Regions from separate parts of the Mus musculus genome. Here regions 1 and 2 are each linked to region 3. The links are chromatin loops, found by intact Hi-C in ENCODE. Cell type or tissue: heart. All regions are shown on one strand. Region 1 has its middle 12 kb from the start of Gm48750. Region 2 overlaps Stxbp5 (syntaxin binding protein 5 (tomosyn)). Region 3 holds the start of Samd5 (sterile alpha motif domain containing 5).

What was found. A loop is a pair of places that touch in the nucleus more often than their neighbours do. Peaks named below come from ENCODE experiments on the same cell type or tissue, not always from the same donor. Only the 100,000 strongest peaks of a DNase experiment are listed, where the experiment ranks them.
Region 1: a loop joins it to region 3, with 2.5 times the contacts of the local background. A loop is called at or near these places in 2 of 42 quality-filtered maps.
Region 2: it touches region 3 in a loop (2.5-fold over the local background); 3 of 42 quality-filtered maps call a loop at or near these places.

The regions. Positions count from the first base shown.
Region 1 is chr10:9,358,588-9,366,587 of GRCm38, reverse strand. It overlaps a transcript of Samd5 not described here. Among named protein-coding and RNA genes, the nearest start is that of Gm48750, 12 kb to the right of the region's middle. In heart, a CTCF peak has its summit at 4,072; no DNase peak of the experiment used is centred here.
Region 2 is chr10:9,751,471-9,759,470 of GRCm38, reverse strand. Stxbp5 (syntaxin binding protein 5 (tomosyn)) reads left to right here. Exons shown (of 26, transcript NM_001081344.2): 26 at 1-3,924. Among named protein-coding and RNA genes, the nearest start is that of Gm31471, 56 kb to the right of the region's middle. In heart, a CTCF peak has its summit at 4,422 (motif pointing right); no DNase peak of the experiment used is centred here.
Region 3 is chr10:9,672,222-9,680,221 of GRCm38, reverse strand. Samd5 (sterile alpha motif domain containing 5) reads left to right here and starts at 5,014. Exons shown (of 2, transcript NM_177271.3): 1 at 5,014-5,717. The coding sequence starts at 5,259. In heart, CTCF peaks have their summits at 3,046 (motif pointing right) and 5,541 (motif pointing right); DNase peaks (open chromatin) are centred at 3,071, 4,001, 4,871 and 5,471; H3K4me3 peaks cover 4,004 bases; H3K27ac peaks cover 2,608 bases.

The DNA of each region.
Region 1 (8,000 bases), 310 kb after region 3:
CAAACCCAGGTCGTCATGCTTTCCTGCCCAGTGGATTACTATCTAGGCCATTTTCCTAGCCTATTGGTTTTTGTATAAAATAACTTAACTCTTGGAGATCATGAGAATTGTTTTATGTATCAGTTACAGTTTCCTTCCAAAAGTCTCCTCCATTAATTTTCTACCAAAGACAAACTTTGCTTTCTCAGTAGTCCATCCTAACGTCTCTGACCTTTGAAGTTATCATTGTGGACTTATTATGATTAGGAAATTTTTCCATGCAACAATTCCTTTTAAGTTGAACAAAAATAATGTCACCCAATTGTCATTAATAACATTTACTATTAGGAACAAAAAGTACAAGTCCATATCAAAACTATTCTACATGTTCTTAAGATGCATTCTGTTATTGCTTTGGTTTTTTTTTCCAAAATCAATTCTCATTTCTACTGAATAGGTTAATTGTTTAAAAATACTCATTAAGGGCCTATTCCACAACATGCATTATTCTGACTGAGAATAATGAGTCTAGGTACTGCTATATATTTTAAAACTCTCTAGTAATTCTAGCATGTGGCTCATGTTGAAAACTCACTGCTCAGGAGACCTGAGTGTGAGAGGAGCGTGGGAAGCATTAACAGGGTAGGTTGCTTTTGAGAAGTTATGACCACAGCTCACAGAAGGTACCTGGTCCCAGTGATCTCGGGAGCTAGATAGGACTGAGCCTGGTCATTCCTTGAAAGGAGAATAGATCTGGAGAGAATAGACATTCCCAGAGGGCTTGCAGAGTAGGGAGAGTGGTGGATGAGAAGTACCACGAAGCTCTAACATAATCAACCTTGATAGAACTAGACCATCAACTCCCTGGAAGTTTGTAAAAAGGAAATGAGGAGTCAGGAAGGGCTGGCTAGAACTGCACACAAAAGAAACCTTCAAACCATGGGAAGAGTTGGGCTTCAGTCATCTGGCCAGAGAGAAACATGTCTTTAATATTCAACGATAGTAACTATGGTATGATGTGACCAGTATTTGAAAGGGTAAAGTGTGTATAGAATGTGCATTCAAGACTAAGTACCTTTTATTGGCCAGCTTAGTATCACAGAGGAACCCGATGATGACAGATATCACTGCCCCAGAGCCACTCTCTCCACTCCACCCAGCATCTCTAGATACACATGTTCACTCATTCATTCATTCATTCATTCATTCATTCATTTTTCACACTCCCTCTGACTATGTAATCCAGGCTGGTGTCTACTGACCCTCATGCCCTAGTACTGTAGATATTTCCCACCATGCCTAGATTGACTTATTTTTAAATGCTGTGAGCAATGTTCATAAATATCATGGTAGTTTTATGTCCAGAGAGTAAAAATAATTTCCTTGATTCACAAGCATTGAAACAACTAAATCATCAGTACTAAAGACACAAAGATGGAAAGCATTGAAGGAGCTGAAGGGGTTTGCAACCCAATAAGAAGAACAGCAATATTAATCAACCAGAGCTCCCAGGGGCTAATCTACCAAACAAGGAACCCTTGGTCCTGTGAAGGCTCAATGCTCCATTGTAGGGGAATGAGAGGGCAGGGAGTCAGGAGTAGGTAGGTGGGTGGGGCACACCCTTATAGAAGCAGGAGGAAGGGGATGGGTTAGGAGGCTTCTGGGGAGGAAATTGGGAAAGGGGATAACATTTGAAATGTAAATAAATAAAATAACCAAGAAAAAAGAAAAAATAAAGAAATAAAGATGGGAAATCATGAAGATAACATTTATTACTAAGTACCTCAATGGATCTGAATAAACTCCTCAGTGGCTGTACTCGCTCTCTTTGACTCACAATGGAAATGTACAAGAAACATAACAGGTTGAAAAGACACAGTTACTCACTTGAATTAGTAGAGTACAGGTTTTTACTATCATACAGTACACAGCACACATTCACTTAGAATTCATAAAATAAATTTGAAAAACCTAAGTAAGTAATGAAGGCTTCAGGGAGGTGAAACATTTTGTTTTGCTCCTAAAGGATTTTCAATAACTATTTGATCAGTACTACTACACTTTACTTTGTAGATACCCTAGCTATACTTTGCCTAAGTACAGAAAGAGGTCCCAAGGGTGAATGAATTTCACTCAGGAGGGGAAATATCATAGTCACTGGAGGTGGTTGGAGGAAGGGAACTAGGTGGGAGAGGGATGGTAGGTAGGGGACCAGGAGAGGGAAGCAGGTATAGGGAGACCAAGGGAAGAAAGGGCTAGGTGAGTGAATAAATGCTGACAAAGGGGTCAGGACACATCTCTGTGATGTGGCAGAGACCTGAGATAAACTTTAAAAATATTTAAAGGTGGGGGGGCATTGCGGGAGGGATGGCTCAGCAGTTAGCAGCACCTGCTGCTATTGCAGTGGACCTGGGTTCAACTCTCACCACCATATCAGGCAGCTCATGATCACTTGTAGCTCCAGTTCTAGGGTGTCTGATGTCTCTTCTGGCCTGCGCAGACAGCCAGGCAACACATATACATAGAAATAAGAATACATTTTAAATTTTTGAGGCATAGAAATTATGAAAACGACAGGACACTACTGAGAGAAAATAACCTAAATATAAGTGCTTGGATTTGTGGGTCAGATTTTTAAAACGTTAGCTCTTCTCAGGTTGACAGATAAAATGTAGTACAACCACTTTGGGAAATAGTCTGGTAATTTCTTTCAAAAGTTAAACACACCTATCATTTGACCTAGCCATTCTCCTCTAAACGGCCAGTCCTAGATGCGGTTTCCGAGCCACAGAAGGTAAAGCCGGACCGCTAAAGCTTAGGTTAGGAAATACCCACCTCCCTGCTGGTTCCCATTTTACAACTACACTGCCAGAGAATAAAACGTGGTCTTTTCAGTGATCTTCTCCAGGATGTTTTCCAAACCCACCCCTGCTGAATAAATTGAGTAGTAGCAGCAAGTGCTTCCACAACATTCTCTATTAATGAGAATTAAGAGGCAGTGATTAGCTGCTTCTTCTTTCCCACCCAGCTTCACTCTAATTTCTGCAGGGTGGAGGGAGATGGCAAAAGAGAGAGATAAATGGGAGCCCACAGAGTGATTCTTACCAAGAGATTTCAGCACTGGAGAATAAAACAGAGCTACTACGCAGTGGTACCAACCACCACAAGGAACATGACAGAAGTGGGTCAGATGGCAGAATCCCAGAATTCCTAGTCACCAGCTACACAAGCTCATATCAACCACTTGGTTCACCTATGTTTAACACATCTGTGGCTTTCGCACGTTCAGTTTCTTAGACCCTACTTCTAAAGTTACCGCTAAGTTTCTTGTATTTAAGTTATGTCGTTTGTGAATGAGAATGGACTTTAAACCTCAAAGTAGCTTGGTTCCTGTTTTTACTACTTAAAGTAACTTTAGTAGAAATTGGTCCTATAGACAGGATTGATGGTATATCTTATACTCAGCAATATGTATAGTAAAGGCTAATTATATATAATGAATTTTATATTATGACAATATATTTGTATTTACTATCATTGTTACTAATAACATATAATATATGATATATATTATATATCATTTATTTAGAATTTGTTATGTGTTATATATTATATTATTAATTTTCATTGATGTGCACAGCACATTATGATTATGATATCACAACCCCTGTTTTGGCCAAGCAAACCACAAGCCAAATACCTGGGATGTAACTTTTGACATGTAGAGCTCTCTAGACTCATCTAAGTACCTTTCTCAGCTCTGTTCTGACTCTCCCCATCCCTATGACTAAGTGAATCTTTCATGCAGTCTACTCTCAGGCTTTCTAGCCTTGCTGGCTAATAAAGCAATGGCCTTTTGGCAGAATTCAGAGGTGGTCTTGTTCAAGTGAGAGAGTAGTAGTTACAGATTGAAAGGGATACACAGACCCCTCCCCCTCCCCCACCTGCTTCTTACTGTGGTGTTGGCCATATGGGTATTTCAGAAATGAGTTTGCATCCAAGTTGCCTGGCCAAGTTGCCATTGGTCAGTTGGCAACATTGTGCTAACAATTCAAATTCAGATTTTTTTAATTGACACCCCCCTAGTGGTTATTTTAGCTTTTGAGCCCTCTTCAAACATTTATCTCTGTTGCCATGCATCTTCTTCCGTTGCTATGTTTAAAGCCTTTAAGAAGGATTGTTTGATTTGAGCACTATTTTTTTTTTCAATTCATTGTGTTGTTTTAGGGGCACTGGAGGCACCTAATCCTCCTCTAGTAGATTTATGAAGCCCCCAGATTTCATGTACTTGTAAATGCTTCCAAAGTAATTATGCAAACAAGGGCTTTAGCAGTGGGAGATAATCAATTCTCAAAAATAATACATTGCCTATCGTGTAACATTAACGATAGATTCAGGATTCCGGCACCTAGAGAAGCAATTCCCATCAGCTCCACGGCGTACTTAATCAATCCTCAATGATGCTTTGGAAATATTTCATCACAAGTAAAAACTAAACTCACTAAGTCTTATAAATTGGTCAAAACTTGTGGTTAGGAAAGTCCACTCACTAAGAACTTTCTGTATTCCACAATGATGGTGAGCACAGAGCGTTTTCTTGGTAATTCACAGGTAATATCCACTGGAAGAGAGAACCATTTGCCAGATGCAACTCTTTGGCACTATAGCTGTGAACCATATAGTAAAACATCCTTCTTAGAATTTACATTCCACTGGGAGGAAAATCAATAGTAAAATGGAAAATTTTAATAAAATTAGTAAAACGGAACCTTGTAGTTCTTGGATCAAGAAGGAAAAACAGAAGCAAAGGGAGCGAACCTCAATCTGCCTGGGGAGAGCTCACTAAGAAGTTGACACAGGAGGGGAGCAGCCTTGTGTCTGATGCAGTTATTCAGGTGTGGCTCTAGGATGGGCATCCTACCAGCAAGCTCCTGAGGTCTGCTGGGAGAATTCTCTTTGCCCTCCAGCTACAGTCTGAGCTGCAGGCACAGAGAGAAACATTCACTACCTAGCTTCTAAGAACCCTTGTCATTGGTAAGAACTGAACTTTCTGGCTTGCTTGCTTCCCATGGAGCTGAAAAAATTTTAATATGCATGTTCTGTGGTTTGAATATGAACTCCAAAAGTTCATGTGTGAGGAACACAATTCCCCAAAACTAATACGTTGTAAGTGGGGTTTCAGGAGGTAACTGGAATTGGAGAAGGCTATAAAGTTTAACTCTTCCCTTACTGCAGTATTGGTGGCTTTGTAACAGGTAAAGAGACCTGAATTAGCACATGTACTATCTCCCTAGAACACTCTCATTCACTTCTTCATGCTATGATATTGCAAGAAGACCCTTCCTGATGTCACATAGGTACCAAGCTTTCCCAGCTTCTACAAAGTGAAAATGATTTTGCTGTTGCTGCAGAAAATGGAATAAGATATCCACAAAAGAAAGAAAGAAAGAAAGAAAGAAAGAAAGAAAGAAAGAAAGAAAGAAAGAAAGAAAGAAAGAAAGAGGGAGAGGGAGGGAGGGGGAGAGGGAGGGAGGGAGGGAGGAAGAGGGAGGGAGGGAGGAAGAGGGAGGGAGGGAGGAAGGGAGGAAGGAAGGAAGGAAGGAAGGAAGGAAGGAAGGAAGGAAGGAAGGAAGGAAGGAAAGAAGGAAGGAACCTACAAAGAGAAGCAAAACACAGACTAAAACCAAATTTCTCTTGGACAACCTCTGCTTCCTCATGGTGAAGTGATATTGATTGTCTGACACAGCTTTATTGAAATACTGATGCCTCTTGTTGGCAGAAAGCTGCTTATAAGTAAAGAAGCCTTAAGGATGTTAACTTGGTGGCTTCCTGTTACACAAAGATACACAGACAACACATCAGTGGCTAAAAGACAACACAGTTATCCCATTTTGAAATAAATTTCATGAATATTCATTTACCTTTGGCTTTTGCTAATGGCTGCCCAACAAGAGAATCAATGTTGATAATTAATCAATAGCACAACACACTGGAAAGCATGTTTTCATTAGGGCCCTGTCTATCCCCCAGTGTCCATTCTCATGGCTTTGTTCCCACATTCTAATTAGCTCTAGTTTTCTTTATATATTCTTGGTTTCTTTACAAAACTGCTAATAGTTTAACTCCAGCACTCAGCTACTGAAATGTAAGATAGTGACATTAAGAACCAAGTAACAGTTGTGTCTGGTTATATGTAAATATAGTTGATATGATTTATATCAAGCACTAATAAGAAAATTTTCCATAATGAAAGTTAGCTGTCATATTTGTTTTAAGTTGTATGCGTGTGTGCATGTGTGTGTGCATGCATGTGTGTGTGTGTGTGCGCGCGCACATGTGTGTGTATGCAAGTGTATGGGATCTCATATGTATGCATGTATATGTGGGAATCAGAGGCCAATGCTGAATGTCTTCCTCTACTACTCCCTATTTTATTTTATTTTATTTTTTTATTTTTTTATTTATTGATGCTGAATCTCACTGAATCTGGAACTTCCTGATAAAGCAGGACTAGTTGGCTAGTGGCTCCCAGAATCCTTCAGTCTCTGACTTCCCAGATCTAGAATTGAAGACTACATCTGGTTGTTACATGGGTTCTGGGTCAGGCTCAGATTCTCCTGCTTGCACAGCAACTGCTTCACCAATCAAGCCATCTCTCCAGGTCCCTATTCAAAAAATAATTTAACATAACATTTTGCTGTCCTAGAGGTGCCCTGAAAAGAAAAAAATACACAGTGGGATTAAAAAAGATAACACCTTATTATCTCATAAATTTTGAGCTCTAGAAATATGAAGCCAAGATCAGGTCATATTATCCAAGACACTAGATGTTGGGGTATGCTGTGTAATGTTGTGTCTCTGTGTTTCCTCACCTTCCTACGGCATTCTCTGATTGGCTTTAATAAATCTGATGGTCAATTAGCTGGGCAGGAAGTGGAAGGTGAGACTTCCTGTGAGGGGAGAAAGGAACTCTGGGGAAAAAAAAAGAGGAAGACCTTTTGCCAGGACATATGAGAAGTGATGGGCATGACTATGGATATAGAAGGTATAGCAGACCACATGGCTGGATGGGGGCTAGGTGGTTGGGTTAACTTAGATGAGCTAGTTAAGAGTCTTCCCAGCTAGGCCTACGATGTGAAATGTTAAACGGTCTCTGTGATTCTTGGGAGAACTAGCTGGTTAAGGAAAAATTGCCTCCATATTAATCTCCAGTATTAATTAATTGGTTAATTAATGTATATGGAATTATAATCATTTTAATCTACAGGATTCTTTCCGGATTTATCTGTTCTTCTGGTAGTTGTTAGAACTCCTTTTCATTGTTTGGCTTCTAGATGCATCCATCCACTCACCACACACTGTGTCTTTGTCATCCTCCCTAGATGTTCTGTCTTCTCTCCCACCTTATAAATATACCTGTAATGTTAAACTAGCCCCAAAGCTAATCCTGCATAGCTTAATTTAAATTAAAATATACCCACAAGAATTGTACTTGCATATTAGGGACACAACATACATTTGTGAAGACACAATTCCACTCCAAACAATTAGCATCTTAGATAATGATCCTATTTATAAAAAACTGTTACAAGGATTTTAGTTAGTGTTATTTTATTTTATTTTATTTTACTGCATTACAGAAATCAATCTTCATGCAAGTATGTAATATACTTGGAACATGCCTTCTGTCTTAGGGTTTTACTGCTGTGAACAGACACCATGATCAAGGCAAGTCTTATAAAAAACAATATTTAATTGGGGCTGGCTTACAGGATCAGAGGTTCAGTCCATTATCATCAAGGTAGGAGCATGGCAGCATCTAGACAGGCATGGCACAGGCAGAGCTGAGAGTTCTCTGTCTTCATCCAAAGGCTACTAGTGGAAGACTGACTTCCAGGCAACTAGGGTGAGGGTCTTAAGCCCACAATTGGTACCAACATAGTGGGGTACTCCTGTGACAACCTGACCATGTTTTGGGGAGGACTATGGAAGGACTTTGGAACTTTGGGCCAAAAGATCTA
Region 2 (8,000 bases), 79 kb before region 3:
TCCTTACGTGCAGGCAGGGCACAGATTCCTGCGACTCGGGCTTTTTCCTGCTCTGTGTGAGAAGTTAAGTCCCTGTAGGTCATCCTCACTTCTCAGCCTGCCGCTTGCCCCTGTCTCTTTCATTAATAATTCTTTTGTTTACATTTTATAATGTGCACTACTGGATATCAAAGTTTACATCAAAGTTTACTTTAAATAGCATAGTAAGGATTAAATATATGTGATAAAGAGAACTGATCAAGATAAAAATGTTTTTAAACTATAATCATTTTTTAAAATTTCTGAATCTGTAGAAAGTGAAAAAACATTCGTTTCATGTCTGTTCTCTGAACATTCGGCAATTTACAAATTGCTTAATTTGCATTATATATTGTCCATTAAACCCATGTTCCATGGTACCTCACTGGAAGAATTGGGTCCTTTCTTAAAGGTATAGTTTTATGAATATCGATAGTCGAGAGTTTTAAAAAGTTGAAAAGTACTAAGTACCTAACACACTGCTTGACTCTGTGTGGAGCCTCAGCTGTTTAATTTGTTGGGTTGTTTGCATATCAGGTTCTTTTCTACCGTCATTTTAACCGCTGTAAATAGATGAGTCAAAGTTGTGATTATTTACTAATAGAGAAGTAGAGAAGTTTACCGGAGTTGGATTTTTATAAGAACATTTTAATTCATTTTAAATTATTTGTTCTTTATTTTAATTGATCTACATATTGTGCACAACAGGCTAAGAGACCAGTACTAGAAAGTACAAAGTATTTTTAAGTAGAGAAAATGAGCTTCCCAGGGCTGCACATGACTATGTAAATAAGACAGTTCCCAGTGATAACTGGCCCAGGGCATGGACTGGTCTGAAATGGCCTGCCTCCTCCCAACCCACTCCTGTCTTTTTGATGCAAAAAGCAGTAGCCACCAGCAAGCCAAAGTTTCAGGAACTTTAACAATAACAACAAAAGGTCAAAAACTAAAATATCAAAAACATAAAAGAGTGTGTGAGTACGTGTGTGTCTTCTCTGTAAACTCATTTGTCTTTGATTCTGAAATTCAAGTATTCTTCAGTTAATTTTATTAATGGGAAGAGATTGTCTCTATGTACCACATAACAAACTTGTTTCATTTTGCAAACTAAAATCAGTCCCTGTTTGCTTAGAATGTTGTTATTTGAAGTATCTCATTTTGTCAAAATCTTTATGTGTTTGAACATGGCGTCACCTTAATACCTGCTCACATTACGGCCATACCACTTCCAAAAACTGGTTAGAGATTTAACAAAACCTGTCCCTGATTTGAGATTTTCACAGGAAAATACTGCTATGTACATCTGCATATCATTGCAAGTATGCTGCAGTTTTATCCAGAATGCTTCCTTAAGACCTCACTTAGAACATCCTGTGGGTTCTTCTGCTGTTAGTTCAGGTAGACATTTGTGGAAGGCAGCAAGACGGGTCTGAAAGAGCACACATGTTTAGAGTGTGGGAGATGCTGGGAGACGGGAGAGGAACAGGGGGGCTTGTTCCAAGTTTTACCCTAAGTTCTGTATTCAAATCTTTGCTCAAGGCATTTCGCATGTGACATTAGTAAAGCTATCTCCAAAGGTTTTTGTTTGTTTGTTTGTTTTTGTATCTGTTTTTCTTTTTTGTGGCAAAGATTTATTTTAACTTGGGGGATTTTGTTTGTTTCTATGTTTCTGCAAAATAAAGAGCACTGAACTTTAAACTTGAATTTTTCTGCACTTTCTTAGGTCATGACTTTTTATTGTCCTTTATTTAATCTGCACTTTTTCGGTTTAAATCAAGTGATACATGTGTCTGAGACATACCAAAATCGTGACTACGCTGCTAGCGTCACCTAAAACCAATCGGTTCTAAAACCTTTAGTAGGGCTTTGCCTAGCTTTTAAAGATTAAAAACAAATGAAATGATTTGCTGTGTGTTTCGATGGGCTTGATCTTTGTTGCGACACTTTCGGAGTTGCTTTTATAATCACATAAAAACATGCTATGTTTATATGCTGCTAGAAAGTATACTTTTAGTTTTAGATGAATTTTTATGAATGTACTCTTTAATTTTAAAAATGGTGAACTTGTTAAGTCAAAGTACTTAAAAAGTATGTATATTATCCATATAAAAAGTTATGTTTTACCCTTATACTAAGAAATACTGGTATCTCATTTGAGATACATTTAAGTTTTAAAAGGTCATGCATTATTGAAAGGCCTTCACACCTGACAAAACACAGTTATGTAGTTAAAAAAAAAAACTCTGCCAAATATTTTCCAATATTGATCTTTTTGAGGGGAAATGTCCACAACCATAATTTCTAGACCTTTTCTGAAGCTTCAGCTTGCTATTGGATGCCTATTTTAGTTATTGTTTTAAAATACATATATATATACATATATTGAAAATGGTTTTCCAGATATTTTCTTCTACCTTTTTTAAAAATAAATTTCCAAAAATAGAAACAGAGTTTATGTATTTTTGTCAATGAAGGTTTTTTCTTTTTATTTTAATAGTTTATAGAGTTTGTTCCTTATCAGTTTGATACTTAATCAATACTCCTAGGCCTTTTTATTCTGTATTTACTTTGAAAAGAACACTCCTATGTAGCCAGTATCCCTTCTGGTTTTCTGTTTGTCTTTTTCTTTCAGTGTTTGTTCTGGGGTGAGATTGAAGCCCAAGTGTGCTGCTGCCTTGGAGATGACTATGCAGCGGCTGAGCTTTGACCTTTGTCCGTCTGTCTCTCCTTCCTCTGGCCCGCTGTAGAGTAATGTGGGCACCATCGCTCTTGCTTCAGATGCTGTGAGCATTCTGTGAACGGAAGACAGTTGCTGCAAATGAAAGGGGCAAAGCTGTAGCGTAGCTTCCTGGGAAAGTGAATGATTTTAATAACTTCCCAGTCTGGGTCTGAAGTTACTGGTTCAGTTTTTCTATGAATTCAGTATTGTCTCCAGAGTTGCTTACGGGTGGCCTCTTTCTGTTACGTGCAGGAAATGGGATTATATATCTGCAAGTATTTTTCAGTGAGGCACATAGTTTAATCTTTATAAGGTATAAATAGTGTCAACTCATTGTAGGTCATTTGACTCAGGCATTTAAAATGGGTGTAGGTTAATTGTGGGATTTTATTTATGTGAGTTTGGGGTTTTGATTATTTTTTTATAGCACTTGTATTTTGTTATCCAAACTTTGCTCCAATTGAAGAGAGTGTACTGTGTTTCTGACAGACTTAGATGCACTAAGAAGTAATGAAAAGATGAGAAATAGTGGCATCATTTCTTTCCTTCTTTCTTTTCTTTTTTTGTAAATAGCTATGTGATACTTTAGGTGTGACCTCTACTTAACATGGTAGCTAGTCTAGGGAGGGGAGCACTGTCTAGTTACACTTCCTTTCATTGTAAACGTGTTTCAAAAAAAAAAACAGTTATAAAACAGACAGACTTAGTTTCCTAGGGTTGTCCATGCGGAGGGCAAGCATGCATCCAGACTGCTAGCCTGTCTGTCAACACCGTACGCACTGTTCATCTCCTGCATTTTCTCTTTACGTTCGCTCAGTGCAGAACTGTTTCTAAAATAATTCCTGGAATGTGCTTTTGGAGTACAGTTTTTTTTAATTATCTGTGTAGTGTTTCATTTTTTTTTAAGAAAAAAAAAAGCACTATTGCAAACCCTGAAAAACATCCTCAGACTTTGTAGTTCTTTTGCGTTTCTGTAACTTAATGAGAAAAAAAAAATACTGTCATCACAGCAAATAGGTTCAAAATTAGGTGATGAAATATTTTTGTAAATAAATACCATTAAGCTGGTATTTTGAGAATGTATTACAAATTAATGTTTCTGAGAAATGTTCCTATATATGTAAATGAATTTCTTTGCTGAAGAGCTCTGATTGGGCAAAATAAAATACTCTAATCTCTTCTGAAACAAAAAAGAAGCCCTCTTTTTGGAAATTTGTTTTAATGTTTTTCTGAGTTGTAGAATTATCACATTAGTTAAAGAAAATAAGCCGATATATATGTGTGTATGTATATACACACACATACATACACACACAGATATACATATATACATATATGGGTTGGAATGGAGCCAAGAACTAGATCTAAATGCACACACATAACCAGGGAGTCTTATTAAGATACTGGTTCTGAGTCCATGTGTGTGAGCAGGGTCTGAGTTGACATCTCTGAAAAGGTCCACTAAAAAAAAAAAAAAAAACAGTGTATTGGTGTATGGAACATCCTTGAGTAGTGAAGATAATGGATATCTCCATAGTTAGAATTTTCTAACCTATTTGTTGTTATCAGTGTGTAACTACTTGCACCAAATTAATGGATCTAGAATAAAGTCTCTCAGGGAATGCTGACGGAATTCTCATGCTTGTTTCTAGATTTCTGCCTCTTAGTGTGATACAAAACTGGCCCACATGGGGGCAGTCATGTCTTGGACAAGAAGTCCTTACAGTAATTTCCAAGTTAGAAAGGCTTTCATGATATATTCTTTTTTATCTGAAAACTTATACAACACATCATTTTATACTATCGCTCAGTAATGTAGATCATTTCATATTGGCCTGACTGATTATCAAAAGTTTTAGTACTTTCATACTTAAGTACAAATTTGAAAAAAAAAAGATTTTCTTCTGTCTCGGGCCATGCTTTCTATTTGAGTGTCCTGTGTTAAGTGGCACTGTGTCATTCGATGCTTTGGGGTAAAAGAGCCTCCTTGGTCTCACCGTTCCTAGGACTCTGTGGGAAGATTCTAACATTCTTCCATTAACTTAAAGTTAATGCTCTTTGCAGTTTCTGGGTCAAATGTTGCTGTCGTGGGTGCCCGATTAGAAGTGGTTAAAATGTGTGCTGTTGAACACCCAAGATACAATTGCAAAACATTAGAAAATCAAGAAGAGGGAAGACCAACAGGTGGATACTTCATTCCTCCTTAGAAATGGGAACAAAATACCTATGAAAGGAGTTACAGAGACAAAGTTTGGAGCTGAGATGAAAGGATGGACTATCCAGAGACTACCCCACCCAGGGATCAATCCAATAATCAGCAACCAAACCCAGACACTATTGCATATGCCAGAAAGGTTTTGCTGAAGGGACCCTGTTATAGCTGTCTCATATGAGGCTATGCCAGTGCCTGGCAAATACAGAAGTGGATGCTCACAGTCATCTATAAGATGGAACACAGGGCCCCCAATGGAGAAGCTAGAGAAAGCACCCAAGGAGCTGAAGGGGTTTGCAATAGGTGGAAAAACAATATGAACTAACCAGTACCCCCAGAGCTCATATCTCTAGCTGCATATGTAGCAGAAAATGGCCTAGTCAGCCATCACAGGAAAGAGAGGCCCCTTGGTATTCCAAACTTTATATGCCCCAGTACAGGGGAATGCCAGGGCCAAGAAGTGGGAGTAGGTGGGTAGGGGAGCAGGGCAGAGGGAGGGTATAGGAAACTTTCCAGATAGCATTTGAAATGTATATAAGAAAATATCTAATAAAAAAAATGCTTCAAAAAATGTGTGCTGTTGCTTAAAAGATGTATGCATCTTTTTAAACAAGAAGAATTCTCTGAGTGATTTTCAAACTTTATTTCCTCCATTTGTCTTGCTTATACTTTTAAGTGCTAATCACTCTTAAAAGACAAAATTAAGGCATGAAATACATTTTATTAATTAAAACAAGTTTCAGAGGCAAAAAGAAAAGTACTTGTTACCAAAGACATGTGAGGACTTCGCATAATGTGAAGCTGGAGTTCTGGATTAATACTGTATACATCTTCCTCCAAATACAAGCCCCTCTAGGCTCTGTGTTGACTCCCCACCTCACCTTGCTCCTTCATCCCACCCATCCCTGACTGCCTCACCCTGCTCCTTCATCTCGTCCATCCCTGACTGCCAAGTCTCTCAACCCAACTTGCACAAGCTTTGCAGTTCACTGAATTCATTTTAAGAAATCTTCTTTGCTCACTTAGTAGAAAATACTCCTAATTCCCTTTCTTGGGGACTTACTTCTGAATATTGGGTAAATGTAGAAATATCGTCTTATGAACACAATGGGATCCCTACTGCTTGCAACATTCAAACACTCAAAAACCCACACCAATAAACAATTAAACGCAGACTGCATTGGGCCAGCTTGGCACTGGAGGCAGGCAGTGGTGTAGAGAGAGCCCTGTGCTGTTGCCCTCAGCCCTTGGTCTTGCTGCCTCAGTAGGACTCAGCCAAATCATAGCTGTGTTCAAAATCCCAGGATTCCAAGAAATCCTGGCACTGGATACTAAATTAAGCTATTGTGCTCAAATCTGAATGAGAGGATTTCATGGAAAAGAAAATGTCTAAATCCAGACTGTGGGACCATAAGTCCTCTCTCCTGCCTTCATCAGAATTTCTGTTAGGAAGCATGGGGGACAGGGCACTGCTATGAGAATTTGTATTCTCCAGAAGTCCCTAGGTGGGTTGGTATGCTAGTCCAGACAGCTCTGACCTACAGCCATGCTATAGATCAGTTTCTTGAGTCACAGAGAATCAGTATAACATCTGAACCAATGTAACAGATAAGTGAGTGAAAGTAATTGATATACCTCAACATACGTACAAATGCATAAATTCCTAAAAACTTAAAAAATATTCTCAAGATTACAAAACAGAACAAAACAAGCAAACAGATCTTGGGGTGTCCTCTCCTTCAAGCACAGACTCCCTACCAGGGCTTTAATATCTGAACCCTTCGGGTAAGACCCAGTTCATATGTGTCCCATTGAGTGAAACTAATAAGATGGCCCTAAATGCTACTCCCTGAGTCACACTTGAAAGTATACAGGTCTATTCTGTTTAAATTTAAATAGTTAGAGTTTGGGTGCATTTTTAAATGCTATAGAAATTAAATTCTTAAAATTTTATAGAATTTAAAGTTAATATATATTTCATAACCTTACTGGAAATCTGTTGGAAGCTTTATTTTCCTGCTAACAAAACCCCAAAATACATTTTTTTTGACTAACGGGCAAATGAATTTACCTCAGCTTTCAGTGAGTGTGTAAAGAGTGGGGGCCCGTGTGTACAAATGCCAAGTCCATCAACCTGCTTATGCAGACCCCAATTCTGTTCTAAGTTTGTCATTGATACTAATCGCCCTACATATCTGATTGATACTAACCTCCACTGGTCTGAGTTTCATTAATTGTAAAACTGCTATCTATGCTGGTCTGCCTTACTTTGGATAGAACCCATAACTTCTAAGGATCATTAGACGAACAGAATTTAAATGTTGGGTCTTATATTTTCAAAATTAATGTGTGTGTGTGTGTGTGTGTGTGTGTGTGTGTATAGTGCATATGTCTCTGTGTGCATGCATGTGTGCATGTGTGTGTGAGTGTATACGAGCATATATATGTATACATGTGTGTGTGTAGTCCATATATCTGTGTGTGTGCATGAATGTGTGCATGCGAGTGTGTGTAGTGCATATGTTTGTGTGTGTATTCCATGCATGTGTGAGTGTGTATGTGTGTGTGTATGTGTGTGTGTGTGTGTGTGTGTGTATAGTGCATATGTCTCTGTGTGCATGCATGTGTGCATGTGTGTGTGAGTGTATACGTGCATATATATGTATACATGTGTGTGTGTAGTCCATATATCTGTGTGTGTGCATGAATGTGTGCATGCGAGTGTGTGTAGTGCATATGTCTGTGTGTGTATTCCATGCATGTGTGAGTGTGTATGTGTGTGTGTGTGTGTGTGTGTGTGTGCTGAACACTGAGGCCAGAAGAGGGCGTTAGGTCCCCTGGAAGTTTAATTACAGTTGTGAGCCACCTGGCATGGATGCTGCGACCCTTCTTGTTCTGGACGAGCAGGAAGCACTCTTAGTCACTGAGCCTTCTCTCCAGCACAGAGGCTTTATCACCACAACGACGATAATTCCTTAGAAGTTATAGGAAAGAAATGTGTTTTGAATTTGGAAGAATGAGTTTTAGGGTAATCGGGATCAACAAACCAGT
Region 3 (8,000 bases):
AAGATTCCAGAACATTCTTTACCCCCTTTGTTCCCTTGCTTTAAGAAAGAAAGGCCTGTTATAATAGCAAGCCATAATCTAATGGCATCCTGCTGGTACTCCCCACTGCTCCTTGTCGCTCCCTTCTTCAAATATGTTGTCACACATTAATATAACATCTACAGCCCAGGCCTGTTAACAGAAACCCCCACCCAGCCTGCCCCCCAATTAAGGTGCCAACGCCACCCCTCACTGCCGCCACTGAAGAACAGATTGCCTGTTACATCACTCAAGCCCATTATCCCCCTTCCTCCCTGTGGCATGAGGCCCTTTTAGATGCTTTCTGCTGATGGTTTAAGCAGAGGCAAGACATATTTAGCATTTTAAGATTAATATTATATACGCTTGACTTTTACAAGGCTAGACACCCAGGGGACTGACATTTAATAGATGTTAATGGAATTTAATTTTTATACACATTAGGTATGAACATTTATCTTCTAAGTAAAATAGTATGGAACCTTATGTAACACCAGGAAGATTTCAAAACAAATTTTTTTTTTTTTCATCTGGCAACCTTGAATCTAGTTACTGAGCAGCAAAGCTGCTTTTTGGTATTTAGACTTTAAAACCTGAATATAATTATCATTAATTACACTGAGACTGTCAGTGTTAACTTTGCATGTTCCATAGTTATTATCATTGCAAAATAGTTCTGAAGTGGTATTTAAATAGAAACTTTCTCCCCAATCTATTTTACCAGTAACTTTCATTTAAAGAAGAGTTATTGCTTCAAATAAATACAAAACCATGTTAAACCAATGAATCAATCAAACCAAAGAGTCCAAATATATTAAATAACAATTATTAATTGTTATTATGTATATTATGCTAATAATATATTAATTAATAATCAGCAGTTTACTTTTTGTAATTTTTTTCTTTAATGAAAAAAAAAAACTCTAAGAAAGCATTTTCCACCAAAATAGCTTGCAAAAAGAAAAGGTATTTGTCAAGGTTCATGGTGTGAATTATCTTGGTGCTTTAAGGCTAAGACTAGGAGGAGAACTAGGAGTGTGATAGCCACTTTAAGAACAAAAGTGTGTGTGGAGTTCTGAATGTCAAGGTCCAGTTTCACACTCTCTGGGTGTGTTTGCTTTTGGAAGCTAAACTGGGTCCGACCTGGTTAGTGCTTGAGTGGGAGAACACATAGACAAAACAAAATAAAACAAAACAAAGCAAAGCAAGCAAACTTTTAAAGCCCAGCAGCTAAATTTCTGTATGGTGAGATCTCTCCAGTTCCTGTTAATGAAGAAACACTGTATGCTTGGTTTTTGCTTTGGTGTCTGGTACTGTATCTCAGTATACATCGATGAATGTATACAATTTTGACAATAGCCACATAAAAGAAGACAATGCAGTACAAAGCCCAAGAGGAAAAGATCTGGGCTCTGTCACATATGTGGGTAAGACACACATGCAAACTTCAGTTCCCTGGACCTCTAGCTTCTCTATGTAAATTTGGATTCTGTATTTGCTATAGAATGGCCTTGTAGCTCCTGAAGGCTTCCAAATCTTAAAATTACACACTGTGTGTGTGTGTGTGTGTGTGAAAATGGTGATTGGCTGTATGTACACGTGTGGAGGTCCTAAGTCAGTGTCTAGAGACTTTCCAGATCACCACCAACCTTATTTTATGAGAAAGGGTCTCTCACTGAACCTGGACTTTGCCACTTGGCTCTCAACTATCCCTGGGTTCTACCTGTCTCTGATCTCTCCCCCCCCCACCCCCCCAGAACAGGCATTACAGCCCCTTGCATCCAGCCTAAATCCTTTTAGTTAGACTAGGGATGTCTGGACTCAGGATCTGAACTCCGTGCGGCAAGTTACTCGATCCACCAAACCATGTACTCTCTACCCCTCCCCCATCGTTATTTTTGCCCTTTCATTCTGGACTATAGCCAGGAGCCTCCGTAGGAAGCAGAGATGAGTACAGACCACAGAAGCTCTGTATTTGTGACTTCAGAAATAAATGAAGTCTACTGGGAGCAGCAGTTTCACACAAAGGCTTGGACAAGCATGGGAAATGTGTGCAAGAGAGGAAAAGGAGAGGTCAAAAGAGAGATTTTATTTATGACTGATTAACAAATGATTAATTCATAAAAAGCTGTTCCCTCCCGAGAGCACAGGATCCTTTAGTTCCTAATTGGACAGTGCCCGGATCATAAATAAGGGAGAATCCCTGTTGCCTATAGCAGAGGAGGGGCTTCAACAAGACAGGCTTGTTCTTGTCTCTATCCTGATTTACCATATGACCTTGGGCAAGCCATTCATCTTCCTCCAATACAGTTTCCTTAATTGTAAAATGGAAATAAAAATACTCACTGGCTTGCTGAAGAGTAACGAGACAAAATGAATGCCCTGAAGCTCCCGAGGGAAAGAGGCTGTGTTTGAGAAAGCAAAGGACTATTAAGTAGTGTTATTGGAGTTTTCAAACAAGTTGAGAAAGAAAAGCCAGGGCAATAAACTCAAGAGCTTGAAAGTTTCCTTTTCTAACCACACAAACAGCAGAAGTAAGAGACTCTGCTTTTATAACCAGCCCAAGGTTTCCTGCTGGTTCCTTTAGCAATGGCTAGGGAGCTGGAAATCCAGTGGCTGGAAGCCTGTCCCTGAGTTTCTGTCTTCATAGTTCTCTACCCTTTCCTCTACAGTGACCAGACGAGGAGGGAATGTTTCACACATGGGTCTTCCTTTTTTTGTAACATAGCGGATAATACTTCTAAGAGCCACATATACTTAGACATAAATGCAGATGCCTGGCATATAGTACCAACTTCCGAAGAAGCATTTACAGAGAACTTCTGTTCCATTGAAGCAGACTTGTTTTGAAAGTACTGCAATACCCACCTCACCAAAACCCAACGGTTTTCATGACAAAGCATTGAGATATAAAGGTACACGCGAGGGCATTATCTGTACATTACGAAGGCAAATAGGAACCATAAAGCCCTCTTCTTCCTTCAGCCGAACAAAACAAGTTTGGGACTTGGGCAACGCCTTAAAATTCCAGCACTTGGACACAAGAGGGCACTGTGAGCTTGCTTTGGCAAGGGACGGAGGGCAAGTTACAATCCGTGCTAGGTAGGGAGGGTCCGGGGTAACCCAGAGCCTTGCTCCAGGATCAGAACCATAATCTAGTCTCTGAACACGGAAACGCGGGTGATCTAGGACTGCGGGCAGACACGGCTCCGTGACTACCCGCGTTGTAGTCTTTCTTCTTCCCAAACAGAAGGTTCTTCCTGGTAGCTATTTTTCAGTATGAGACGTTTGGATCCAGGAGCTTGGGACTCAGCATATAGGCCCCAGCTATTGTAGAAATACGGGACGCATTTTGGGTTCACCCATATCAGGTATTTTACAGACCATAAAGGAGAGAGAGAGAGAGAGAGAGAGAGAGAGAGAGAGAGAGAGAGAGAGAGAGAGAGTTAGTTTGATTCTCAGTGTCTGTCCCAAGAGGGGTTTAAGCTTCACTAATTTAGTGGAAACGTGGCACAGAGAGTCCCTTACCCACAGCCAACGGTCCTGGAGCCACGGGGAACGACTCTAAAGCCACGGATGGGCAGTGCCATCATTAGTGTTGTGCCTAGAGACAGGTAGGGCCCCAGAAGGACTCTTTCAGGAAGGGTATTGGCCAGGTCTGGCTCTAGAGTGAAGCTGAGTGTTACTTTTGTGAAAAGGAAATTGTTGCTGCCTGCAAGGTTTCTTAAGGTTCTAACTGCTTCCCCAAAGATCAGACGAAGTGAAAAGAGGCCTAGGAACTCCGGGGGGTCGCCCTTCTCCTCCCCACTCCCCCGCCTCCATTCAAAGCTGGGCCATGGGCACCAGGAGGGAATCTCGGTTAATTTTGTTACTCCCATCTAGGCAGAAGTGCTAGATGCCCTAGTGTTCTCTTTAACACAGCTGCGTGGTGGTGTATGTGGTGGTGTATCAATTAACACGCGACCCTGGGGCAGAGAAGGGGGAGTCGGCTGTGGTCCCTGTCTCGGAGGCAGAAAACCTCTCTTGTCCCTGGGCAGGGAGCCACCTGGGGCAGAAGAGCTGTAACGCGAAGTGAATAGAAAGCAAAAAGGCAGGGAGAGATTGAGGGGGTCTGACACAACGCGGTGTGCTTGTGTGGCTGGAAGGAAGGTGGGGGTGGGGAGGGATGCCGATCAGGTAGGGATGCGCTGACCGAGGAGGAGAAAGTAACAACCCACCCCAAACTTTCGCAGGTCAGATGGCCTTGGAGGGAGAGGCAATCGGGAGCAGTCGTGCCCCTCCCGACACCCACCCGGTGTGACTAGTTATAGCGAGGAGGGGCCTCGCGCCCATCAGGCTGGACAGTCCCCACGTCGCTCCCACCCTGCTGCCAAAACGCAGCTGCTTGGGGCACAGAGCGCAGCACCACAGAGCCAGACACACCGTGCCTGTGGAGCCTTAGCAACCCGCTCCTTTGAAAGGACATTCTACGTGCATCGGGAAAGGAGAAGGGACACTGGACTCAACAGCTTCTCTCAGGACCAGTGACCGGGTCCTCCCCTTGGACACCCAGGCGAGAGTACCCACTGGCTTGGGAACTGAGCGAAGAAAAAAAAATCTAGGGGTTTGGAGAAGTCGGATTCAAAAGAAATGTCGAAAGATATCCAGGGCAGCCACCGGAGTCCGGAAGCTTAATAGCCACCGGGTCACCGTGACCCCGGGAACGACAGTGACTGACAAGCGCACAGACCAGGCGCTCGCCATCATCCACCGGTCTGCCCGCCGGAGCCGCCTCCACGGCGTGGGACCCGGTTGCAGACGTCCACGGAGCCGGCCAGATAGCGACATGCAGCGAGCACTCCCCAGACTGCCCCAGCTGGGGAACCTCCTGGGCGGCGCAGCGCGACGGTGACCCGCGCGGGTGCGAGGGGTGTGCCCGGCCCCGCCTGCGCGCCCCTCCCCGCGGTGGCCGCGCATCCAGGGGCGGCGCGGAGCCCAGCCGCTCGCCCAGCCGCCAGTGCCCGCGAGCGCCGCGCCTGCTCGGGGAATCCACTTCGCCGCTAGACGCTCCTCGTTTTCTCTCGCTCCCTCCCCGGCTGCTTTCTATGGCTCTGACTCTGCGGCCGGAGCCTAACCACTAAGGGAGAAACTTTTCCTGCTGTTTCTTCTCCCCACCCCTTTCCAGGAGAGGATTAAAAGTTGCAAGAACTGGTGCCGCCCGTGTCACTTGGGTACTCGCTGGCGAGTTCCGAGTCTCAGCCATGTGCACCAACATAGTTTACGAGTGGCTGAAAGCGTTACAGCTCCCACAGTACGCTGAGTCCTTCGTGGATAATGGCTACGATGACCTGGAAGTGTGCAAGCAGATCGGAGACCCGGACCTGGACGCCATCGGGGTGCTGGCTCCCGCGCACCGCCGGCGCATCCTAGAGGCTGTGCACCGGCTGCGGGAACAGGATGCGGCCGCTGCCGGCCTCTACTTCACCCTTGAACCGCAGCCCGTGCCACCGGCACCGCTGGTAGAAGCGGTGCCCCCAGGCCGCCGGGGGGAGCCATGTGGCAGCTCAGCCCAGGGCACTCGCGGGGACCCCCGTGGCCAGCCGGGCGCTCCCTGCAGCAGGGAGCTGGTGAGCTACCCTAAGCTGAAGCTGAAGATCATGATCCGGGATAAGCTGGTCCGCGATGGCATCCACCTGAGCAAACCCCCATACTCACGCAAGGTAAGGAGGCCCCGCCAGGGCGACCTTGGGCATGGCGGGAGGGAACCAGGCCTGGAGCTTCTGCAGCGGCTCAGCAGTCAGTCTAGGTGACAATTGAGAAACCAGGGTGTTCGGGGTGTCTGGTTCTCCCGTTTTCTGCGTTATCTATCTATTCCTTCTGTGCTGGCGTCTCTAATAATAGCTGCTCACTCATATTTTGCATGTAGACAACTCTTAACAGCACCCTAGCATATGGGCTCGATTGTCAGGTTCTGAGCAATGGGTGCTTGCTTTTGGTGGCCACCGGGAAATCCTAATGCCTCTGGGAAATCCTAATGCCTCTAGTAGTGTCTGGCTTGGAAGAGTGAAAAAAAAAAAAAAGATGGGTCACATCTGCCTTATTTTCAACCTTCCTCTTTTTCTTTACTTTTTTCTTCTGAGTTTTGAGAAACTTCCAAGAGGAGTGGGTGACTATTGCCAAAGGAGTAGGGGAATTCAGGGCCTGCTGTTCTCAATTCCATGCTATGGAGAAGTGTCCCATTAACAGGAACCTATGTGTGTGTGGTGGTGGTGGGGGGGGGGGGCGTGCTAAACACAAAACTTGTGCCTATTCACAGGAGGCTCCTAAAGCTTAAGGATTCCGGGTAATGGGATGCTGAGCAAACGGGTCATCTGGGGTCTGTGGTATCACTAGTGATTCAGATGAAAGGAAGATAGATTCTTTTCAAAACTCCAAGGCACATGTGTAAGGAAGGCCAGGAAGAGGTGACATTTCAGTACCTAGAAAGCAATCCTCACACGTGAGAGCAGGCTACACGTTCTCATGGCCGCTCTGTGTGGCACGCAGACATGTGGCATGAGGTTTGAACAATTAAGTACCAGAAAGTGCATTTTTACACCAGAGTGCTGTCTCTAGCTTCAAGTGGGTTGGTTTGGCTTAGTGAAGTGAATAGGTTTGGCTTAGTTTCTGAAGCTGTCCTCCTAGAGAGTGCCAATTTGGCAGAGATGCTGACAGCACAGGTAATGTCTGGCATTGCCTGGAACTCAGGAAAATGAGCATCTCAGCCTGAAAACAAGGGGCCTGGAGAAGCCTAGTTGAAGAATATGCAGCAGGCTAGGTGTGTTAACATCTAAGCATCATGGGAGGAAATATCTGGTCTAAATGCTGTGTGGGTGGCATTAGCCCCAGGGGGCTGGACTGAAGGTCATAATGCCTAATGGTCAAGTTCAAGGGCTACTGGTGCACAAAGTAGATACAGTAAAAGGAAATAATGGTTTAATATTATCCACCTGCTGTCTTGCAGGTAGTGGGTGGTCGGGGTGGTCAACCATGATCACCTGCCTGAGAATACAAATTGCTTTTATAAGGAGGATAGATTAGAAAGAAGGTTTGCCTCAAGCACCTGTCCCAGACACCTACTCTGACAGGACCATTGATGGGTGTTGGGATCAGGAATGGAGAAGCTCAGGCACATGCTGTACGAGCCTGAAGGATGCCCAGTGTGGTTAGAAGGATTGTGGTCAGCGGAACAGAAATTTAGTCCACTACCAAAGGAGCAGGAGGCCAACTCACTGTTTGTTACTAATATACCAGAAAGTAAAGAGAGCTTGCACCGAGAGATGTGTAACCGAGCCCATGGGAGGGCTCAGTTCAAAACCTGGACACAAAGAAGGCAGATAGTAGCTATGGCTGGTTCAATCTTCAGGACTACTATAGTGCAGTGTTGGGTGCTACGAGAATGGGTGATCCTTCTGTCTCTGTCTCTTGAGTGCTGGGATCACAGGTGTGACCAGCATACCTAATGATAACACATTTTTATAAGTCAGATTTGTATAAAAAATTTCAGCTTGCATTGACACTGTTCATTTTCCATGTAAAGAATTACTTCTGTCAACTTTATTTAGTTAAGCCATGTAGCCTAAACTGTCTTCAAACTCACATCCAAAGTACTAGAATTATAGGCATGTATCACCAGGCATAGCTTTTCAGTTTGCCTTTAACTAAATATCCCATTACAGTAATGCTTAACAAAAAAACTTGCCCACTTTTACTTTCTTGTTGTTGTATTTTTCAAAAGACAGATTTCTTTATGTAGCACTGGCTGTCCTAGAACTAGCTCTATATACCAGGTTGGCCTTGAACTCACAGAGATCTGCCTGTGTCTGCCTTCCAAGTGCTGTGATTAAAAGCAAATGCTACCATGACCCAGCTGATTTTGCTTTCTATGGGTATTTAGTTTTCCTTCTTTAACTGATAGAAGAATCAATTAGGTCTAGTAATATTCTCATTACCCTTTTCACAGT